Linked DNA regions of Homo sapiens: all the other regions are linked to region 2. A link is a loop called in an ENCODE intact Hi-C map of the cell type or tissue named here. Cell type or tissue: CD14-positive monocyte. All regions are shown on one strand.

Region 1 (8,000 bases), 87 kb after region 2:
CCCTCAAGCAACAAGAAGAGCCAGGGTGGGAGAATCAGAACGGGCCAGAGGTCACAAGGTGGCTGTGGTTAATAGACCGACTTGAGCACATGGCAGACACCCTGCCTGGGGACTTCCAGACTAATTCAAGAGGAGGACTCTACAGGGAGATTCATTCACTCATTAGAACACTACAGGGAGATTCATTCATTCATTTAATACATACTTATTGAGCACCTACTCTCAGCCAGGCTCTCTTAGAAGTTCCAAGATTACAGGAGATAGGAATAAATGTAGAATCTCACTTAGGAAACCTGAGTTCTTAGTGCTCATGTGACCCACAAGGCTCCAACTAGCAAAGTCCTGAGGCATTAGGAATAGAACTTGAATACATAACGTGGAATTAGGTATACACGAAGAGATAAGGGTGAGTATCTCCTTTTCTGACTTTTACTTGAAGAAAAAAAAATCACTTTTTGAAGACAGAGAAAGATATACATATAGATAGAGATAGATACAAACAAAAAAGATAGATAGACCTTAATGTGTGTAGGTGTATATACACATATGTGTGTGTGTGTGTATATATGGTTGGTGCAAAATTAATTGCAGTTTTGCCATTCAAAGTAATGGCAAAGGCTGTGCAATTACTTTTGCACCAACCTAATATATACACCTACACACATTTTTCAAGGCATAATCCCATGCATGCACTGAGAGTTTCTTGGGATACCAGGCGTCTCTTATCCACCAAGTTAAACTTGTCTCATCCCACTTTGCCCTAGAGCCCTCAGAAGGATTGCAAGCAGAGTGCAGCCTCCCCTTTGTTCTGGCTGCAGCTGTCTCTGCCTGGATGAGCTCTCTAAGAGCCCAGGGTAACGGTCTTGACCGTGACTACTTACCGAGAGGCTATGAAAGGATAAACAGGCAGCCACATGAACGCAATGCTCTTTAATTACGTGGTCCCACCATGGAAGGAAGGCCGGCAGACAGGCAGACACATTCCAATTACACTAATACACCTTGTAAACATCAAATATTTTTATTCTGAGATTAAAGACAGCCTGTATCCTCACAACACTCCTGAGACCGTGCGTCTCAGGGCTGCCAGTGCTGCTGGTGAAACAGGATTTCCTTTGATTAAAATAGACTTTCATATAAATAACAGCCTCAAGTCTAGAGGTGGTCAAATGTAACTTCCACTGCAGACTGTCCACAATCTCAATTGTAGTTCTTAAAAATCTTTCAGAAAGGACAGGGTTCATGTTCTCAGAGGAAACTGATTAACCTAGCCTCGTTTTCTTCCAGTTTTTACCCTACCTATCCAGAGTCGGCAGTCAATTGGTTCCCTTGGTTAACGCTTGGTGGCAGTGGGCCTTGAGGCTTAAATCTGGTTGTTGTGTGGGTCACCTGCCTTCACTTGGTGTCAGCTCTTCCTGAGTCACAGACCGAGATGTTACTAACCCAGCCAAATTCTTTTATCCAGGCCAGCGGGGAACCAGTGACCTGAACGTGCAAGGTGAGTTGTCTGGGTACCTCGCCACTGGTTGTAAGCTAATCTGTAGAGAAAAAGTGATGAAATTCAGCAAAACCATTCATATGCCTTTCTGATAGTGAGCCTTTTCATGTGAGTCATCATCATAGGCAAAAAAGTCTTTGAAGCTCCTGATCCTATATCACAAATAAATGTTAGAACTAATAAATAAACTCCCAAAGAAATAGGTTCTCTATTTGAACCAATAAAACAACTTGTATAAGATGAAAACTTCTGGTCTACTCCATTCAGGCTGCTGTAACAAAATACCATAGACTGGGTGGCTTAGAAACCATAGAAATGTATTTCTTACAGTTCTGGAGACTGGGGGGTAAAAGATCAAGACGCCAGCAGATTCAGTGTCTGGTGAGAGCCCACTTTCTGCCTCATAGATGTTGCCTTTTCATTGTATCCTCACGTGGTAGAAGGGGTGAGTCTCTCTCTTGGGTTTCTTTCATAAGGGCACTAATCCCATTCATGAGGCCTGCACTCCTATGTCCTAATCACCTCCCAAAGGCCCTAACTCCTAATACCATCACCTTGGGATTAAGAGTTCAACATAAGAATTTATGGGGAGACACACATATTCAGACTATAGCACCATCTTAGTGCAAACAACTCCACGTTACAACGGTAGCTCTTTGTGGATGGTCTGCTAAATAGTTACAGGCAACCGAGTCTTTACACAGGCATTGCAGTGTCAATACCTAGGCAAGTTTAATACATAAAAAAAAGCAGACAATGAATCCTTGAAAACTATCCTATTGTGACATGAACCATCAACTCTAATTTCTATATCACATTAATTTGAATTTTTATATGTCATTTCTTCAAAGTGGGTGCCAATGCTACAAATTGGAGGAAATTATGCTTTATGAGTTCCTCTGCAAAACACAGTCTCTCTGGCACAGGGAGGTGATCTAGGAATCCAGATTCAGTGACTCTCCTGCTTTAGTGGCCCTTTATGGAAAAGCTCCAAGATACTTGGGGATACTCGAATGGCTCAAAAGACAAGAGGTGGGCAAGGTGGTCCTGAGAAAAGGCAAACCCATTTAGTTCCTCATGCCCACCCATGACAGTCCATCCCAGCTTAGGCTTTATATAGATTAAGGTGAACACCAAGGGAAGGCCCAAGGGCAAGGCACAGTGATTAAAGGGTAGTAAGATACAAGGTAAGTGTGAGATACAAAGAAGGGGCTTCCCTATACTTAACACATTTGGGTTAGGGAGATCATTAAGCTCATTGTTGACACTTTGGAAGCCACAGCATTCATTGGTTTATCCACTCAATAAATACCCTGACTACTTAGCTACTGTTTAACAGGTTCTGTGATGAGGGCTTAGGATAGAAACACAGGTTGGACAAAGCCCATGACTTCAGGGTGTTTATAGTCTGGTATAACAGACAGAGAAGGAAACACTGGGGGCAATAGAGCCCATCTGAAATGTGTCTTAGGAATATCACTATGGTTCAGGAGGAAAGAACATATTTGAGGAAGATCAGACTGAAAGCAGGGAGACCAGGTAGAACATTATCGCCCAAGTTCAGGATTAAGGCAACCGGGGCTTGTACTATGGCAGTGACCATGGGAACGGAGAAGAAAAGAGAAGCTGGATCCAAGTCTAGGGGCCAAGTTTATGAGGCTAAATTGTGACAGGATTTAAGGAAAGAGGAAGAACCACATCTAGAATGACACCTAGGCTATTGGGTGCTGGAAAAGGAATACAGGACAGTGGGAAGGGGGGCGGTAGGGAGCAGTTTTGGGGAAAGGTATGCCGGATGATTTGAGATTGGAATGTTTTGAGTTCAAGCTTCCTGTTGTACGCTTAAGTTAAAGTGCAGAAGAGAAGTCAATGCTGAATAAATATATCTAGGAGTCGTCAGGTTACTAAAATAAAGAGAACAAATGAGATCTCCCAGGGAGAACACAGGGAATGGAAAGGAAGGCAAAGAGGCTCTGAGCAAGGGGTGGTGACGGGCGGCACCATCACAGCACAGAGGCACACTAGACATGTTTTTCAATTAGAAAAGAGTCTGGTGGAAAAACCACAATGAGATATCATCTCACCCCAGTTAAGATGGCTATTATCAAAAAGTCAGAAAATAGCAAATGCTGGAGAGGATTCGGAGAAAGGGGAATGCGCATACACTGTTGATGGGAAGGTAAATGAGTACAGCCACTGTGGAAAACGGTATGGAGGGTCTTCAAAACTCTAAAACAGAACTACCACATGATCCAGCAATCTGACTGCTTCACAGAGATCCAGAAGAAAGTAAATCACTATATCAAAGAGATACTGCACTTCCATGTTTATTTCAGCACTATTCACAATAGCCAGGATATGAAATCAACCTAAGTGTCCATCAAAGGATGACTGGTAAAGAAAATATGATACACACACACACACACACACACACACACACACAGTGGAATATTATTCTTCCAAAAAAGTAAGAAAATCCTGTCATGTGTAGCAATATGGATGGAATCAGGAGGACATGATGTATAAGCCAGTCACAGAAAGACAAATATTGCATGTTCTCACTCGTATGTGGGGCTTAAAAGATTTGATTTTATGGGCGTGGTGAATACAGTAGTGGTTACTAGAAGCTGGGAAGGGTAGTGGGATGAAGAGGGGTTGGCAACAGGTACAAAAGTACAATTGGATAGAAGAAATAAGGTCTAGTGTTCAGTAGCACAAGAGGAAAACTATAGTTAACAATAATCTATTGTATATTTCAAAATAGCTTGAAGATTTGGAATGTTCCCAACACAAAGAGATGATCAATTTTGAGGTGATGGCTGTTCCAGTTACCCCAACTTGGTCATTACACATTGGATGCTTTTATCAAAATATCACATGTACCCCATAAATATGTACAACTATTATATATCAATGAAAGAAGCTTAAAGTGTTTTTTTAAGAGTCTAGTGGAAAAGCAGAAGATGAGTGAAAATAATAAAGGAATACTAAAGATGGAGAGATTGCCCTGTAATAAGCATGGTACATTTCTGCTAAAATTTACTGTATTTGATTATAAATACCAAATTCTCACTAAGTTCAATAAACCTTTTCTAGTTAAAAAAAAATTATTTGTTCCTTTTTCTTAAACTTTGTGTGGGGATTGTTGCATTAAAAGTGACTTCATTTCCAATTCCAAAATAGTTTTTACTTTTTGTAAAAACTGAAAGTGATGATGCTTCTGAGCAGAAATGGGTGAGTATGTTGAAGACTGCCTTCTTTTGTGAAATCAAGTTCATATCAAACACTTTTTGGCTAGAATTACTAATGCATTACGAAGACTCCTATTTCTTTAAATAGAAAATAAAAGTCCACTTTCCCATAACTTAGATCAGGAAGGCTGCTTCTTGTTGGCCGGGGGTTTTTTATAGTTGCAGCTTAAATTCAGGATGATTTTTATGAGGCAAGGAAGACGTAGATCCTTCTGCAAAAAGAGGAACTTTCACAATTAGTGAAAACCAAGAGTGCTGACACGAGGGACTGGGGAAGATGCTATAACCACAGCGCGTGATGAAGGGAAGACAGCCCTCAGCCACCTTCCCAGCCTGTGCCGGAGCACACGCGCCCCCGCACTTACTGACACTCTTCACGTGTCGGATCTGACTCCTGAAGCAGGTATCACGAGAAAGAGCAAAATGCCCATCTTTGCCTTTAATATTGAAACCAGCTGTGTTGATTCCTCTCTGACCACCTCTCCCTCTGCCTCCCCCAAGTAGTTCACACAGATAAAATGTCTTCAGGACAAACAAGCAACCTTTCAACTTCATGGCTTATTAGCAAAAAGCCTTTTGAAGGCTTCTTTTCAAAAGCTGCAAGTACCCAGTAGAGGCCATGGTGATATAAAAAAGGTTGTTCTTCTCTTAGAAGGAGAAACTTCAAAGCAATCCCTGACATCCCAGAATTCGCTGCTTTTCCAGTAAATATCTGTTTGGGCCAGAGAATTTCAAGCTTTTGGATAAATTCAAAGATGAAGAGCCTGTATTTGGCGCAGCATTTCTATTTGTGTTCTGCACCAGAAAACCTCATCAACTGCATGTATATAACATCACAAGCTGATCACTCAGAGTCAGAGGGGCAAACGTTCACTTTGGCTTTGCTGAGCCTTTCCTTGAAGAGCCAAATCCAGCAAGGACATAGGCAGGCTCCTGAGGCAGGTGTGATGGAGGTGAACACAAGGCGGCAGGGGTAGGAGAGGAGTCTGTGCTCAAAAGGAGGGTTCATTGCAAATTCACTGGTGGGCAACCTTGTGGAAAGGAAGGTTTAAAGTATTTGACTCACAACTTTTAAGGATGCAAGAAATACTGTGAAGTATTTGCCGTATTAATTATGAGTCATTTATATGTATTTGTTAGAGGACTTATATTAAGAAACCGGAGGGTTTTCATTTTGCGGGGGTGTTTTTGGTAATTTGTCCCCCCTGCCAACCCTCACTCATCAGATGTCCTTTCTGTGTCCAGCCTGGGCTCCAATTTCACCATCTTTCACAGACTTGCCACAATTTTCCCTCCTAAGCTTCAGCAGCAGCTCAGGTGGACTATTACTGGTTTTCTGCTGGCACAAGTTACCTTCCATTCTATAGAGATCAATCTCAAGCAAAGCCCTTGAACAACATCTTTTCGATAGGGAGAATTGTTCACTTGTCCATCACTGACTGCTGCCCTGGGTGAGATCTCTAGCTCTCTGTCTATAATCACAACAAGCACATCATGCACACTCTTCCTTGTCGTATGCAAAGTAAAATCTCAAGATCACTAATGCAAAAGAATTCAAGGGCCAACCAAAACCAAGAGAGTAAAAAGATACTGTCTTGAGGAACAAAATGGAGGCAAAATATTGACAGAGTGGTGACATTTATTGGAAGAATTGAGATTTAATTGAAATGAGCACAGAATGAGAAGTTAGAAGCCCATCCTAACCCTGCTTTTGCCACTAACTCACTGGGCAGTTCACTTCCCCTTTGCTCGAGTCTCTCCATTGTATAATTTGAATTATCCACCCACCTATCTGAGATACGCAAAGTTACCTGTTTTGTTTATTCAAATACATATTCGTACTGAATTTTATATTTGGTTAGTGTGAAAAGCAGTATTTTTCAAATATGTATTCCTTAGGAAGAAATTAAGTCTCCAATCTTCTTAGTGTCTAAGGAATAGGGTCACCTCGCAATTACAGGGTCAGTAGTGGTCCTTTGCCCACCCCTGGGACCCTTAAGCCTGGACAAATAATTTTTTTATTTTTTGCAGCTAAGAAAGTCTGGCTTGTAGTTACAGATTAAATCTCATAGGCATCAGTACTTGATGATGTGACCGTGGGTTTAGAGTTCAGTTGCTGAAACTCAACTTCAGTCAGTTGAGCCAATGGGAATCATGCTGTAGACAATGAGCTCATGCTATCCAAATCCATCTGAGAACAATTGATCAAGCAGAACACAAAGGAGCAAATGAGCTGGCCTGGTTTGGGAACAGAGACTACTCATCCATGGAGGTTTCTCTTTCCCATCCAGTTGACCCATCTTGGATCAATTCCTTAGTGAGCTCAACTTCAGATCAGAGGAAGCTAGTTGTTTTTAAGGGAAGCTCCTGCTGGAAACACTCTTGGAGAGTGCTCTTCTCTTCCAAGGGAAATTTCTATACCAAGAACTGAGGCTGACTGCCCTGAAATAGAACACACTCTTGTCTAAATACAGCTGGCAACACTTCTTATTCCCTGGCTTGCCTCCTCCTAGTCCCTGTACACAACATACCTTCCTATTACCACAACTCAACATTTACTCCAGTTGAAATGCAGCCAGGTCGTTCATAGCTTTCTTAACATGGTACATTCCAGGCTTTTGCTTACAAGATCCTGGGGCTGTTAGCAGGGTCTTAACAAACCATCTCTTAAGGTAATCACAAACCATCTCTTAAGGTGATCACAAACCATCTCTTAAGGTAATCTCCATTTTCTGTTGATCCTTTTCAGTTTCCCTTTCACAGGAGAAGTTTCCTCACCTGGTCCCCAAATTTTGAGGGCATGCCTTCTAAGCCTGCAACTTCCACAAGGGACTGACTACACACACATACCCCAGGGGTGCCTCTGAGGACAGAGTCAAAATGCATTTCATATGCATTACACACAACTGGTCATTTGTAAATGATTTACACCGTATCATAAGAGAAATCAAACCCACAAAGGCCATAATTAGCTTTATCTCAGGAAAGAATGGTATATTGCATAGTTCCCAAATGACACAGTCCATGAACCAGTTGATTCAGATCAATACAATTGTGTGTGTGTATACGTATATACATTCCTTGATCTCCACATCAAATCTACAAATTAGAATTTCTTTTGGTAAGACCCAAGAATCTACATTTTTTACTTTCCTGGGCATTTCTTATATTTTTCTGGCTAGAATCGGAGCTCTGCTACAACCTGGAACATGCACTGGGAAAGTTACTAAACCTCTCTGCGCCTTGGTTTC
Region 2 (8,000 bases):
CTGAAAGAACCTGTTAAGCGCTTCCTGATGTAATTCACCTGAGAAATTGCTAAAGAATATGAACTTCCTATGGCAGATTTCAAGGCTGGGGTTTCCAGGTATGTTTTATTCACGTGCAAATCTGACCATACCTGCCATCGGTCACCAAGCAGGAAAGGAACATGATGAAGTGGTACCAAAAGCCCTAGGAATTTAAAATTTGCCAAAGTGCAACTGTTAGTTTTCCTTCCTGTCTATGGACATGAATTTCCTTTCTGACTAATTTCTTCGTAGAAAGAGTAATTAGCTTTATTACTAACATTACCTCTGTTACTACCTTTACGCAAATTATTAACAGCCAGCTACAGCTTAACAGTAATACTTAACAGTATTACGAGTACGTGAACTTTACCTCCCTAAAACACTCGTGATTGATAAACTGATAGATGGATAGATAGATATACACAGGTATGTATATACGTGTGGATATATATGGTTTTAAATGTGAACACACAAACACCATCATCAGCAGCAGCAGCAGCTATTCATTTTGTTGAGCACCTGTCACAATCCCTGTGCTTGTGGAGGTAGCAATTTAATGAGAGAGCAAATACAGAATATCCATCAAAAGAGGTGAATAGCCCTGTATAGCATAAACTGGCAGTTCTTAAAGTGTGGTTCAGAGACCTCTGGGGGACACTGAGACTCCCAGGGAGTCCAGTAAGGAAAAAATATTTTTATAATAATACCTAATGATATATAATTATGTTATTTGCTTTTAATTTGCATTTCTCGTGAGTGTACAGTGGACTTTTCTAGAGGTGACATGATCTGTGATATTGCATTGAATGCAGAAGCAGACCAGGAGTCCAGCTTTCTCTTATGAAGCCATAATTATTAGGCTATTTTCATTTACTAAAAGTGAAAAAAGAATGCCACTCTTCTCACTCATATTTTGGTTCTGAAATATTTTTTCATTTCAAATATGCTAACAATGTTAATATGCAATGAGCTTATTTTTTAATGAATTAATAAAAGTATAGGCCATCACCCTATTAAATTACAAGTTCTTGAAAGATCTTTGCCTACTTTACCTTTGTGTCCTAAAAACTGATAAATGAATGAATGAATGCTGAATGCCAAAATAATGATTTAGACATAAACTGTATAGGAGTCCAGAGGAAACACCTATCCTGGGGAAATTTGATGAAGAAAGTGAGATTTGAGGTGGTGCTTGAAGACAGGGGAAGGCTTCCACCAGGAAAATAAAACTAGAATGGACCCTTCCAGTGGGGAAATAACATGATCAAATGCACAGAATCAGGAATTTTTAAAGTGTACTTAAAAAAAACTCATAGAAAGATTAATGCTAAAGCTGGCATTAGTAAGATTCCTATGAGGAGGTGCAAACGAGCAGATAAAGAAATCTGGACATTTTGGTAACGTTTTCTTTGTAGACTTAATTTGAAGAAATGATCATATAAAGCCTGTTGGTTCCTGATGATGAGGAAAGAACTATTAACACTCTGTAGCTGACTTCACACTGTGAACACTTGGCACTGAAGCTGAAAACTAAGCTAGAATTCAGTAGGGAGGGGTAGTAAATGAAGGTCACTTCCTACACAGATCAAGCCAACCCCAGTTTTGTGTTAAAAGGCTAAATGTTTAGCTAGCAAATACAGAGCACACTTTCCTGAAAATAACAAGTTTAGTGTTGAGATGTTTACAGTTTTTCTAAAATTGCATTTTGATTTTGTAAAAACTTGATTAAAACAAGGTCACTAGATGTCATAAAAATGACATCTAGATTTTTTTTAAATCTCACAAAATAATTATTTGAAACAAACGTGTTAGGCATTTCAAAGTAATTTTTTCTACTAAGCGAGCACCTCTACTTTATAAGTTATATAAAGAATACTATTTTGTATGAATTATTTATATAAGAATTATATGAGAATAATATTTTCCTAAGACATACACTACAGTTTCCATCTCCACACAAAGTTTTACAGAAGTCTTCATTTTGAAGATTCAAAATATTTTAAACTGGTCAAATATTTAAAACTGTATAAATAATTCTATAGAACAGTCAAGTTTGCTTTCAGCATGTTTCTAATACATTGCTAGTTGGCCAAAAACAAAGCAAAAAACAGAAAGCAGAAAAGGCTAACAAACTCCGTGGAGTAGATTTGAAAGTTAAAGAGGCAGAGCCATGATCTCAATTTGAGAAAGGAGGAGGTAGGATGAACATACCACTCCTAGTGGCAGCCATTATCCAAGCAACTAATCTTGCTAATCTGTCTAGTATGTTCTATTTGTTTTGTGTTTGTTTTGATAAAGTAACAACAACAAGAAATGAGGATGGAGTTGTTTAGGTGAAATATGAAGCCTTATGGAAATAGATGCAGATTTGCTACCAGTAGCTGAATAATAGAATTGTGAACTTGTGAATTTTCTTTAGCATATTTTATACATAGAAAATAGTCATTACATATTTAACAATTAAGGAAAACATTTCCTGCATAGCATCATACGTTATAGACATTTTCTTATAAACAACTAATCAAAACACTATTTTGTTAGAGGCCCTGAATCCATAAAGAAAAATAAGCTTATAAAGTCTTTTGTCCTATAATCCCCTCAATGTAATGGAATCTTTTCTCTAAGTTTTCATGGAGTGCTTCTTTTTAATTTTAAGTAACCATACATATTTTATAAGCAAACATATGCTATTTTTCCAAATCAAAAGACTTTGCAAGTTTTTCCTAGATTAAAACAACAACTCTGCCTCTCTGCACTGGCATCCATCTGTGTTGGTATGTGTTGTACACACACGTGCACACACACACACACACACACACACACCATGACACACAGGCAGCAGAGGGAGGCTGGAAAGATCTGTGGAAGGAGAATCAGAAACCTCAGGAACCTGTTATGATTCTGTTTACCTAATTGTGAGACATGAGCAAAGTCACTTAAATTTTCCTGAACCCCAATTTTCTTTTTCATAAATTGTTTATAATAATAACATCTCTGCCTGCCTCAGCAGATCAGGGCGATACTCTAAAAAGATGACATATAGGAAAATACTTTGTATGAAGACATGATTTTCACAAATATTTAAGTACATTTCTTATGCTGTAAAGGCTCAGTTTCAATAACAGCTATCTTTGTTAAGCAAAAGTTGAGTTATGAAACTAAAAGTACAACTTTCCAAATGATGTGGGATTTCCTGTTCTGTGTTTTACAGGGCCTTGTCCCAGATGGGCAACTATTTATTACCATATGACCAAGCCAAGCTTTGATTACAGTTATTAGGGCATGAAAATATTGGCTAAGCCAAGGTCCCTGTTGTGAAAGATAAGGAGCATGAAAATCTAAGAAGTCATGGGCATGATCCTTCACTCATGGGTTCTAATAGTTAAGAAGGCTGAGGGTAATTTAAAAAAAAATGAATAGAGCTAAAAATAGGAGGTTAAATATTACCTTATTGATGAACGTACCAACTAGACTTCCCTGCTGATATTAGGAGGTCATGCTGAGGCCTGGACTTTGATGCAATCGCAGGGCTGACCCAAGGCATGAGAGAAGGAAAGCAGGTTCTCCTCCCTGGGGCACCACCCGTTTGTGCTGTTGGGCTCAATTTCAGGTGCCTGCCTGCCCCACTGCCCTGGCCCAATACCTGTGTGATGCCCAAGGCCTGAGATGGAACCTCCCTCTAGAACCTTGCCCCTCTCGATGCTTTCAGACTTACCTTCACTCTCAAAGGGTTTCTCATGTCTGTGAAATTGCTACTTCTGGAGGCAGGCTTCCTGTGCTTCCTGTAGGTGACAGTCAATTGATCAATTGAATCCAAGGGTCTCACACTGAAATGACCACCAGGGCCAGGCAGAAAAAGTAAACAGTAAAATGGGCCAGGTGGGTTCTGTCACCATGGAGAGTGCCTGAACCATTGCATGGGAACAACGACCTCTGAGCTTCAGCTAGGTGTGACCTTATAGAAATAGAGATCCCAGTGTGGCTAGAAATTTTCATGAAAAACTGGAAATCTAAATTTTTATTTAAGATCTTGACTTTACATGTGTTGCCAACTAAATCAAAGTTATGTTCTTAGTTTTTAAATATGAGTTTGTTTTAAACTGGAAGTAGACAAAATAAAACATATCAACAGGTCATATTCAGCCAACAGGCAGCCACATTTTCTCCTCTTATTTAATGGGTGCAAAAGGGAGAAATGCTAAAGGAGGACAGAGTCCTCCTTGCCCCACCAGTTAACACATATGCCTTATAGGAACAGCCTGTTGGTGCCCCATTTTTCTTTGTTGTAAATCAAAAGGATCCAAGGATCCAAGAGTCTCACGCTGAAATGACTACACACTGCCTGACCCCTGCAGTCATGTCAGTGGGAGACCCTTGGATTCAAACCATCAGTCGACTGTTACCTGTAGGAGGCACAGGAAACTTGCACCCAGAAGCAGCAATTTCACTGACATGAGAAACCCTTTGAGAGTGAAGGGAAGTTTGAATCTAGTTCAGACTAGATTGGAGGAAAAGGTGATGCATGGCACCTGTGCAGAGGAGGAAAAATTGCTGGAACTGGGTCCTAAAAACTCCCTCTCATCTGCAATACGGACAAATCCAGCTAACCCTGCCCTGAAATGTTCTTTTGCACTGTAGCAACAGCAGACACCTATTGGTGCCCCACGGATGCTTCCAGTCCCTCCCCCAGGCATTCTGACAGTCTAGAGTCTCCAGTGAAGGGAGAAGAATGTACACCAGAGGGCAGGAAGTCGACACACAAGCCCAATGCCCAGATGAGGAAGTCATTTGCCCAGATAGGTCATTTGGCAAGTTGCTAACAAAAGATCGACACAGAGTTCATTTCCACTTAATCCAAAAGATTGTCACTAATTCAGAGAATCCTGTTTACCCTAGGAGGGACTTGGAGATCATCTTCCCTTGCCTCCCCATTTTTCAGATGGGAAGATCAATGCCTACAGAGTCTTCTAAACTCAGCAATATCAATATCACCTGCATTGCTTACTGTTCAGGACCAATGCATCGGGAAAATGTTTTCCTACCACCTAGCCTCCTCTATGTAAGTGCAGTTTGCTATACACGGCAGACCAGGCACTTCTCAGAAATGGGAAGGTCAAGTGATATTATCAGTGGTCAATATATCACTCTATTGCTGACTATAATATGAACACCCAATAATTGTCTCCATTTCAACCAGGAAACTGGTTGGGTGTGACAAATGTGCCCTTGTTACTCCAGAGGTCTCTGAAAAGCTTTGCTCTGCCATTCATGGCTTTTGAAAACCAGAAAATGACTCAGTTGGATTTGATTTAATTACCTTACAGAAACCACCTTTGAGGGCCAGACACGGTGGCTCACACCTGTAATCCCAGCACTTTGGGAGGCCGAGGTGGGCAGATCACCTGAGGTCAGGAGTTCGAGACCAGCCTGACCAACATGGAGAAAATACAAAAATTACAAAAATTAGCTGGGTGTGGTGGCACATGCCTGTAATCCCAGCTACTCATGAGGCTGAGGTAGGAGAATTGCTTGAACCCAGGAGGTGGAGGTTCCAGTGAGCTGAAATAGCACCATTGCACTCCAGCCTGCACAACAAGAGCAAAACTCCATCTCAAAAAAAAAAAAAAAAGAAAGAAAGAAAGAAAGAAACCACCTTTGAAACCAGTGAGCCTGTGAATGGCAAAGGGGAACTCCAGCAGTTTGGAAGGAGGCAGGAACAGGCTTTCTCTAAAGAGAGCCAGTCTGTCTGTGACCACGGAGAAAGCAAGGTCTAAAGTTCAGGGACCAGTTCATGAGATCTGCCTGGCAGTGCTGCTGCGGCTGGGGAAGGAGCCACTCTTCTTATGTAATGGGAAGGAGGCTTACAACACAGGCCACCAGGAGTGGCTCCCAGTGAAAGCGACCTGTGCTCTACAGTGGCTGTCTGCCATGGGAACTGGTTTCACAGTCAGGTCCTGCTGTGTTGGCATCACGTTTCACGAGGAGGGCTTTAGAGATCTTTCATTATTATTCCAGAAAGAAAGATTATTAATCAGGTCAGCACCAGTCCTCCCATTTAATCAGTGGAGAAACTGGGGTGAGCATTTGCCAGTTCTAGCTGCATTCTAAGGTGAGTGACTTTGAAGCATCCTGCCTGGGATGCTGCGGCCCAGCCCCCTGGGCCCAGCCAGGGTCCCCTAAATTGTGGCGAATGGTCAAATGTAAGAAGTGAGGGAGACACTCTAGATCTGGAAGGAATTCTTCTTCTGGTTTCAGGGATTTTTTTTTTTTTTTTTTTTGGTGCTGGGAAAAGGGAAGGGAACTGGGGTGGTCTCTACTGTTTCCGAAATGTAGATTTTTTTTTACCTTAAATTGTGTCAACCCAGAATATTTTTGCATTTTTAAAAATTATCATGGGACTATATTCTGCATTATGAACAATTTCCAAGTGTGACTTCAACTGGAAACTTTATTAGCTCATTCAGGCATGACTCGTGTCACTTAGCAAACTGCTGCTTCAGTGAAGGAAATAAATGTACTTTCAGGGGTGCACTGCGTCTGACACGCAGAGGAGTTCTTAATTCTGCCCACAAGGAACCGGCCTATTACCTATTATCACATGCTTAAAAGGAAGGTAGCAACTATTCAAGTCAAGTTTTGCAGTGAGGAAAAATAAAATGTGACTTGCCCTGTAGAATAAAACTATTCACATTTGTATAATAGACATTTAAAAAGCATTTTCACATAGCACAAACATAATACCAAGCATAATTTTTTTAAAAAAAGCATTTACTTAACATCAACTAAAGTAAAATATTTGCTTAATCTAAAAAAGCATTTTTATATATAGCTAATGTAATCCTCACAACCATCCTTGTTTTATAGATGAAGCACCCTAGGCTCTGGGGTGTAAAGTAACTTGCCCATAGCTTCTCACATGCTCATGTCAGAGCCTGAACAGTCCTCAACTCCAGTGCTCCTTCCTCCTCACCTCCACTTCCCCAATTAAAGAGGGAGTCAGGCTTTTTCCAACTAGTACTCATCTCTAATTATGAGACAAAATGCCTTCATCCCCCTTTCCCAAACAAGATCTTCCCCTGCTCTGAATTTTTGGTGAAATAATAATTCCATAATGATACATCTTCTTCCTTCACTACTCTCTCCCCAACCAAGTACAGTGCCTGTCTCCTATTGCAATGGACATTTGTGAAAGGAAGGATAGGAGAGAGGAAAGCAAAAAGAGGGTCAGGCAGGAAGGGAAGACTCAGAAAATTCATCTTTTCTCATTACCCCAGCAACTAACCAACCCTAAGTGTTTTGAAGCACTTAATAGGTGCTCTGTATTCCGCTAGGATATAAGAGAGGTGTCAGTCAGGGATCCCACCCTAAGGAAAATTATAATACAGCAAAAAGATAACAAAAAATGGATCAAGTAGAGAAGAAAACAATGTGAGACAGACCATTCAATGGGGAGATGAGAGCTGGAGAGAGGAGAGCAGGGAGCCAGGGGAAGGCTCTGCAGGGGAGGGGCTCTGGGGCAGCATGAGGCTGCCTGAGGTCCTGCCTAGGGCACCGAAGAAAGCGCAGGAGTGCAGGCTGACACAGGATCAACTTGATTCCTTGTGTTTTACGTGCTCTACGTGAGAAAGGCTGAGAACCCCAGAAGGTGACACTGGCTACTCTGTAGGCATGAAGTGACTCCGTGAGTCATTGCCAGAATGTCAAAGGGATTTCTTAGTCAGGAAACAGTCTCTGCCTTGGTGTTGATCAACAACTTAGACAAACAGAAGTCTAAAGAGCAAACAGGCCAGCACAGAACCCCGGCCCCTCGGACCAGGCCATGCCCCACTTACTGTAAATGCCCTTGGCCACACCCAGCCTCTCACCAGTGCAGTGAAGCCTGAGACTCCTGGACCTACGACTCTGCTCTTTGCCCAGCATTTCACTCAAGGGGAATTGACTGACACTGATCCAAAGCACAATGCACACACTAAGATATG
Region 3 (8,000 bases), 100 kb after region 2:
TAAAAATCTCGGACTTAAGTCTCAACTTGGGTTTCAGAATCACAAAAAGCTGATGGAGAAATAAATGATAAATGAACTCCAGACAAAAAGACAACATGAGTGGATGAACAGAAGGAAATGGGGAGAGGAAGTTGTACATAAATCCCTTTGCTGAAGTGCTAGAACTAGTTAAGTTAACGGAGATGATGCTACCATTCAACAATATATGGTGCCCCACTATACCTAGCATTATTTTAGTAGTAGCAATTAAAATGATGTTATGTCTGCCCTAACAGTAATAGTTAGCACATAAATATGCTAATTGAATGTTACACAATATTCTGTATACTTTACATATGTTAATTCATTTAATCCTCAAATAACCCCACAGAGTAAATGTCATTATTATCCCTACTTTACAGATGAAGGAATGAGAAGATAGTAATTCATCCAATATTATTCAGCTAGTAAGTGTTGGAGTCAGGATTTGAACCCAGGCAATCTGGCTTTAGAAAATGTGTTTTCAACCACTATGTTATTCCACTTTCTTATAAAAATAATTATACTTAAAAAAATACATAAACACTGTACTCTAGTTGCTAAATTTCTTGCTCATGGGGATACAGGTTAACAATTTTGAAATTGCTTTACAAATGTTGAACAAATAATAAAATGGATGATGGTCAGTGTTGGAGAGGGAGTAACAGATAAACAAGAAATGATGGCTAGTATAAACCTGGTGGAACTGAATTATAGTCAGAGATATCAGAATAAACTCAAATTTAGTTTAATATATATGTGTGTGTGCATGTGTGTGTATTCCTATATGGATGGATAGAGACACACAGATGGATAGAGTCAGAAGTAATTACAGATATAGGTATCTATGGCTATGTGCTCACAGATTTCCTAGCTCCGTTTGCTGACAGGGTCTGGAAGCAATGAGATCCCAGGAGCAATGAGCACACCTACCACCTAGATAGTGGCTTCTAAATACCATTTTACAATAAAGGGAACCAGAGTTCCTTGGAGAAATTGCTAATTGTAAGACTGGGGTAAGGAAAATATAAGATGTACCTGGAGCATCTTATAGTACCAGAAAATAAGGAAGTGCTTAAAAAACAAAAGGACAGGGGCTTGTCAAATGGACGCAGGAACCAGACTCTTTATAAAAACCCATCAAGAGCTTTCCATTACTCCTAGGATCAAGATGAGTCTCTAGAGCACTTCAAAAATTTAAAATCTCAAATGTAAACAAACAAATGAATAAATAAAAGCTAGCCTCCATATTTCATGAAAAGAATGAGTTTCTGAGACAGAAAAAGAGCTCCCAATGACCAAAGCTAGAACAACTTAAGCAACAAAATAATAATGAATTATTACTCAAAGTATAAAATAAACCTATGTACGTTTATACTGATATAAGTAAATAATTGAATAAATCAATAAATGTGGGAGAAGAGACAAATTTTCCTTGTGGAAGAGCTCTAAATAATGTGTGTAGACACTCCACCCCAGGAGGTGAAACTTACCCCTTTCCTCCTCCCTGCTTGGGGATGGGCTAAGTTTAGTGACTCACTTCCAAAGAATACAGTGGAGAAGTGGAAAGATAATGACCTTACAGTGGAGAAACCTGCCTGGCAAATGCTACCTTAAGCAAATTATGATGGTTAACATCCTCAGGGATAACATGTGGATATCATGTACCCTGTCACATGATCTGACAAAGACACTCCACCTGTATGATTTTCTTTGCCAAAACCCATAACCCCAGTCTAATCATGAGAAAACAGACAAAGACAGATTGGGGACATTTTATAGGATATCTAGCCAGTACTCTTCAAGACTGTCAAGGTCACAAAAAAACAAGGAAAGACTGAGAAACTGTCGCAGACCAGAGGAGACTGGAAGATATGATGACTAAGCACGACATGGCATCCAGGATCAGATCCTGGAGCAGAAAGAGGACATCAGTGAAAAAAAGCTGGTGAAAGCCAAATACAACCCGGAGTTTGGTTAATAGTAATGTACCTATATAAATTTCTTTGTTTTGACAAATTTACTGCAGCCATATAGGATTTTAACATTAGAAGAACTGGGTGATGGAAACTCTCTTGTGCTATCTCTGCAACTTTTTTGTAAATCCAAAATTATTCCAACCTAAAAAGTTTAAGAAATGACTATACTCTAAAATAGGCCATCCATGCAAAATAAAAGGGTAACTATATAGAATGCCAATGAAAGGAAACTAGAAATAAAAGCACAGCAATTTTTAGTTGTCTGCTGCCCAGAACTACTGATAAGACTGATGTTTCTTAATTCTTCACAAGGCACTTTGGGTGGAACGTTAAGCCCACATCCACAAATGCTTATTGGGTACATACCATGTGTAAGGCAGTGACCTAGACACTAGGGATGCACTGGAGAACAAGACGTGGCTCCTGCCTCCAAAGAACTTTCAGTCTGCTTGGAGAGGGAGGGAGAGAGAAAGAGAGAGAGGAGAGAGAGAGAGAGAGAGAGAGAGAGAGAGAGAGAGAGAGAGATCAACACAAAATAAAACACAGCATAAATGCTGCCCAGGAGGTAATTTCAAGACAGTAGATGCATACCCAGGAGGTACGTCTGACCAATCCAGTGTCAGGGCACCATGTAGGACAGAGCAGTCCTCTTGGAAAAATTCATGAGTGTTCTAATGTGCCTTATGACCATCACAAGGGCCCATGGTGATGGTTATAGACACCAACCTTCTTCTGACAGCATTAAGTGCATTTGGAAAATACAAATCTAATCATGTCACCTCTTTATAAAACCCAAGAGCTTTCCATGACTTCTAGAATCAAGACAAAACTCCTTACTCTATGTTATGGTTCATTCATGTGTCAACTTGGCTAGGCTACAGCACCCAGTTATGTAATTGAACACTAACCTACGTGTGGCTGTGAAGGTGTTTTACAGATGTGCTTAACATCTGCAGTCAGTTGACTTTAAATAACTAGAGTAACTTCAAGTAATAAGTTATCCACCTTGATAATGTGGTGGGCTTCATCCAATCAATGAAAGGCCTTAAGAGCAACAACTAAGATTCCCAGAGAAGAAGAAATTCTTCATCAAAAAAGAAGAAATTACACGTCAAGATTGCAGCACCAGCTCCTGCCCGAGTTTCTAGCCTGCTTGCCTGCCAGCCTGTCCTACAGACTTCACACTTGCCAGTTCTCTTAATTACATATTTATATGATATATAATACATATTATAGAGCTTATTGGTTCTGTATTTATATATAAATTGTTTATATACTATATATATTTGTATTAAGTATTATTAATAATATTACACACACATACACATATATATCCTACTGGTTCCATTTCCCTGGAGAGCTCTGACTGACACATCATGGTCTCCAGGCTTGGTGCAGTCCAGTTCTCACCCTTCCCACCAGCCACACCATCTACCCCAGTCCTCCTTGCTTTGTCTCTTCCACTCACACCAGCTTTTTCTCATTCTAAGTCCTTTCAACCCATCCTGTCCTCTCCTTTCACAAGCTGTTCTCTCTGCCTGGATCACTCTCCCTCCTTTCCTGATTAACACCTACTCATGCCTCAGCTCAACAATTGCTTCTTCAGGGATCCTCCCCCAGCCTCCCAGTGTCAACCCCACTTAGCACAAGATTTCAAAGCACCTCACACCACTCCTGCAGAGCTGGATAAGTTGCAGCTTCCGTCTTTCCTACATGTAAGTTCCATGAAGGCAGGAACCAGGTCTGGTTGGACTCATTATTTTCTAACTGCATTCCCCAGCACAGTGCTTGGGACATAAAAGGCTCTCAATGAGTATTTGTTCCACGAATGTCAACACAGATGTGATAAGAGCAGAAAACAGTCCCTCACCACAGGCACAGCCACTGAAGTTCTTGCCAGGTAGAATCCAGTGGCCCAGTCCTTTTGATGACTCATCAAGTTGAAACTCAAGGTCAGAAAAAAGGGGAACTCAGAGAGGCAGTCAAAGCAGACAGAGGGAGGGGGCTTTACTTGCCAGAGACAGAAATGTCTCTGCAGATGGGCTGGAGGCGGTCAGTGTGGCTACAGCCTCACATTGATACTGACTTCTCCAAAATACCACCTGCCTCTAAACTCAAACTGGCGTTTATGTAATGACATTTCCTACTTATTACCAGCTGCCAAATGTTGAAATTCCCAGAAGCACCTTTCTAAAGTCTTAAATATCAACTCTAGCCTATTAAAGAAGAGAAAAAGACAAAGATGTGTTATTACCAGGTTTCTTTTTATTTTTTTTTTTAAAAAAGGCTCAAAACTAAAAATTATCTAGCCCTGGCTGAATTGGGGTGAAGATAAGTGAGTGATTATTACATTTCTTCTTCAGGTTATTTTTACCCTGAGTTACCTGTGCTGAATAAGCTAGCAAAGTTCCCAAAACGCCAGGCCACTAGGTCAAGTTTCTAGAAGTAGTAGCTACAGCCAACTTCTCAATTCTTTTATGTGGTGATTTGAAGACACATCTTCCAATTCTTCAGCATTCTTCCTAGTGAGAAGTGAGGTCTACAGCCCTCCTTTTTAAATCCAGGCAGCTTGTGTCTCCCATGCATCTCATGAAATGCATTGGAAGAGCTGTATGTGACTTCCATGGCTTGCTCATGAATGACAGTGAAGTTCTGTCTTCTTCCCAGGAATAGTCGTGGTAGGAGCCCTGAGCCCTGGCAGATAGGTCTTACTCTCCTGAGGTTGCCTTGCTGGGAGGGAGCCAAGCCACGTGGAGAGACCACGTGAAAATGTTCCAGGTGGCAGTCCTCCTCTTCAAGTCCTTCTTGCCCAGGTGCCGTATGTACGTGAACAAGGTCTCAGATGATTCTAGACCCAGCTGTTGAGTCAACCTCAGCCTTGAGTCTTCTCAGCTGAGGCCTCAGCTGTGATGGAGGGGAGGCTCAAACAAGTCATTCCCACTGTGCCCTTTCGGAATTCTTAACCCAAACGGATACTAACATAGTTATTGCTCTACATAACTGTGTTTAGAGTGGTTTTTGTTAGGTAGCAGTAATAACCAGAACAATATAGAAAAATGGGAGTTATTTTGTAGATGTCAAAGCAAATGTCCAACTTTTCTCCATTAACAGCTTCTACCTACAGCAAATCTCTCAAATATAAACAAATAAAAGCCAGCCTCAATACTTTATGAGAAGAGTGAGTTCCAAGCAGCTACACCTACTGAGAGAGAAAAAGGAATTGCGTCTGGAGAAGAGAGAGCTCAATTGGTACTTGAATGAATAAAGGAATGACTCAAGGAGCTATGAAATGTTTAGGTAAGGATATAGCAGGAGGCAAAGGATCATTTTCTGAGACCAATAGCAACTTCAGCCCCCAGTTCAAAAAAATTCAGTCCTGCAGAAATCACAATAGCATATCCTTATGTTCTTATTCTGTCATATTTTATGCAACTTAACAACCAAACACACACAAAGAACATATATATGTAACTGACACAAAACTGAGCTGGATAACAAACATATTCAATGGCAGAAAGACTCAAAATTATTTCGACAAGCTGGAACAGGGTGGAAGAATAAAAGTGAGTAATCTTATCCCAGAAGAGTGACCTCAGACCAGAGAGCAGCTGAAATGATTGCACAAGGACATCAATGTCTTTTGGGAGAGGTATTAGACTCATCTTGAAGATAAGAAGCAGCTATGGAATATTTTAAAATAGAGAAGCATGATGATAAAATCAGTGTTTTAGAAGATTAACTTGACATCTCTTTGTGTAATGGATTCAAGGGAGAACAAATAGAAGGAATAAATGACACTTAGCACTTAGGAAATGTTTGCAATCCCACCACAATGAAAGTACATGGATCGGGGCTGGTCTGACCAGAATGGGAGTGAAAAAGAAGCAAAGATGATTGGTGGTGTGACCATGAAGACTCGGGCAGCAGGCTGGGTATCAAGAGTAAAGAAAAAGTCAAAGAAGACTCAGAAGCCTGAGTGAGAGGTCAGCAAGTTCATGGAAACAGAAAAAGATGGGGGAGGAAGTATGTTTGGAGACAAGGAAAACAAGCTCAGGAGAAATCTATGGACTTTGAGATAATGTTATCAAGATTTTTAGCTTATAAAAAAAGTTGATGGATAATTGGAGACATTGGATTAAGGTTTACAAGGGAAGATAGGCCTAGAGAAATGGATTTGGGAAACACATCAGCCTAGAGTTGATACCTAAAGCCATGAATAAATTCCCATATTTTTGCCATCTTAGACTCTTTGCTAGATCTTTAGCCTTCATGGCATATTATATTCAGGATGAAAATTTTTGAAAATATATGGCATTGTTTTCTTTCTTTCTTTTCTTTTTTTTTTTTTTTTTTTTTTTGAGACAGAGTCTTACTCCGTTGCCCAGACTGGAGTGCAGTGGTGCTATCTTGGCTCACTACAACCTCCGCCTCCCGGGTTCAAGTGATTCTCCTGCCTCTGCCTCCTGAGTAGCTGGGATTACAGGTGTGCATTATCATGCCTGGCTAATTTTTGTATTTTTGGTAGAGATGGGGTTTCACCATGTTGGTCAGGCTGGTCTCAAACTCCTGACCTCAAGTGATCCACCCACCTTGGCCTCCCACAGTGTTGGGATTACAGGTGTGAGCCACCAAGTCTGGCCTACCGCATCTTTTTCTTGTAGGGAGCTGCATAATTAGGTCTACCATGCAATAGCAATTTTATTGATAATTTTATAATTAAGAAACAAAATATGAATTGCCAAGATTACCTATATTCATTTTGGCTCTCAGTCTATTTTGAACTATTTCTCCTACTCCTACCTTCAACTGACAGGATTGGCCACAGAAATCATAGAACCATTTTGAATGCTTTTAAAGACTATCTGGGTGGGCCACCATTCATACTGCTCTCCACTTGAATGAATTGTCAGAACACCAAGAGCTTTTGCAGAGCCAGAAAGAACCAAAGAACGTGCAGCTGGAGGTATCAGCTGTGCATATCTAATTCTGGCCAAAACACCTCCCCAGAGTGTCCAGCTGGAGAGAGGGGAAGAAAAAAAGAAGAAAGACAGTAATTCAGTCAGGGACGTCAACAGCGGCTGAAGACGCGAGCTGGTTGCAGAGCACTGATACTGTTGGGTACAAAAAGAGGTGCTGCTGCCACCACAATATTTGGATAACCTGCAATTGCAAAGTACACATCTGTCTGTGACCATCTGTCTGAAAGTATGCTGGAGGTCAGAGGCTCGGTGAATACAGCAACCTGCAAGTGGAATGAGATAAGATAAAAAGAAGAGGGAAGTATGCAAGGAATCCCATTGGTTTCGCTTAAAAAGACACAGCAAGTTGAAAGAAAGTGTGGGATGGGATCTCCTTAAGTAAATTATGATTCAGCAAGTGCCGTTTTATCTGCCTAAGAAAGTAATTACAGGAAAGCAGTGTTTCCTGAAAAGTGTCTTTAAGGATGAGCCCGTTTGGAATAGTGAGAGGGTGCTGGCAGATGAAGGGTAGCAACCGCATGGCTTCCCCGGAGATGGTCTGGCCTGATCTGTCAGGTGCAGAATTGAGATTATTAGCACAGAAAACTTTGAAACTTGCTTTCCTTGACCTCCACAACACCCAGCACCTTCCACGCTCTGATTTTCTCCTATCTCTCTTGGCCATCCTTCAGTTGCTTTCACAGGTTTATCTTCCTCTGCCTGTTTCTTAATACTGGGGCTCCCCTGGGCTCCAAGCCCTCCCCTCTTCCTATTCAAACACTCTCCCTAAGTGATCTCATGCACTCCCTCGGTTTCACTGTCATTTGTGTATTGATGACTGTCAAATATTTACTCTTACTCAGATCTCTTGTCTAGGCTCGGGCCTGGATTGTAACTACATCCTTGGTACCTCCTCTTGGGCATTTTACAGTCTCAACTTGTCTAAAGTCGAACTCATGACTTTCTTCCAGAGACTCTTGCCTCTTCTAGTGTTTGCTATCAGTGAATGGCACCTCCATTCACAAGTTACCCAAGTTGGCCACCT

The links. A loop is a pair of places that touch in the nucleus more often than their neighbours do. Peaks named below come from ENCODE experiments on the same cell type or tissue, not always from the same donor. Only the 100,000 strongest peaks of a DNase experiment are listed, where the experiment ranks them.
Region 1: a loop joins it to region 2, with 2.6 times the contacts of the local background. A loop is called at or near these places in 3 of 110 quality-filtered maps.
Region 3: a loop joins it to region 2, with 2.1 times the contacts of the local background. A loop is called at or near these places in 3 of 110 quality-filtered maps.

What each region holds. Positions count from the first base shown.
Region 1 is chr6:105,875,327-105,883,326 of GRCh38, forward strand. All of the region lies in intron 2 of LOC105377923 (a long non-coding RNA gene), which reads right to left. Among named protein-coding and RNA genes, the nearest start is that of PRDM1, 210 kb to the right of the region's middle. In CD14-positive monocyte, no CTCF peak of the experiment used is centred here; DNase peaks (open chromatin) are centred at 4,975 and 6,475; H3K4me3 peaks cover 556 bases; H3K27ac peaks cover 3,320 bases.
Region 2 is chr6:105,788,568-105,796,567 of GRCh38, forward strand. No RefSeq gene overlaps it. Among named protein-coding and RNA genes, the nearest start is that of LINC02836, 160 kb to the left of the region's middle. In CD14-positive monocyte, CTCF peaks have their summits at 4,760 (motif pointing right) and 4,965; DNase peaks (open chromatin) are centred at 3,264, 4,774, 5,814, 6,514 and 1 weaker place; H3K4me3 peaks cover 977 bases; H3K27ac peaks cover 3,519 bases.
Region 3 is chr6:105,889,159-105,897,158 of GRCh38, forward strand. It overlaps LOC105377923 (a long non-coding RNA gene), which reads right to left and starts at 3,939. Exons shown (of 3, transcript XR_001744275.2): 1 at 3,868-3,939. In CD14-positive monocyte, no CTCF peak of the experiment used is centred here; DNase peaks (open chromatin) are centred at 3,953 and 5,603.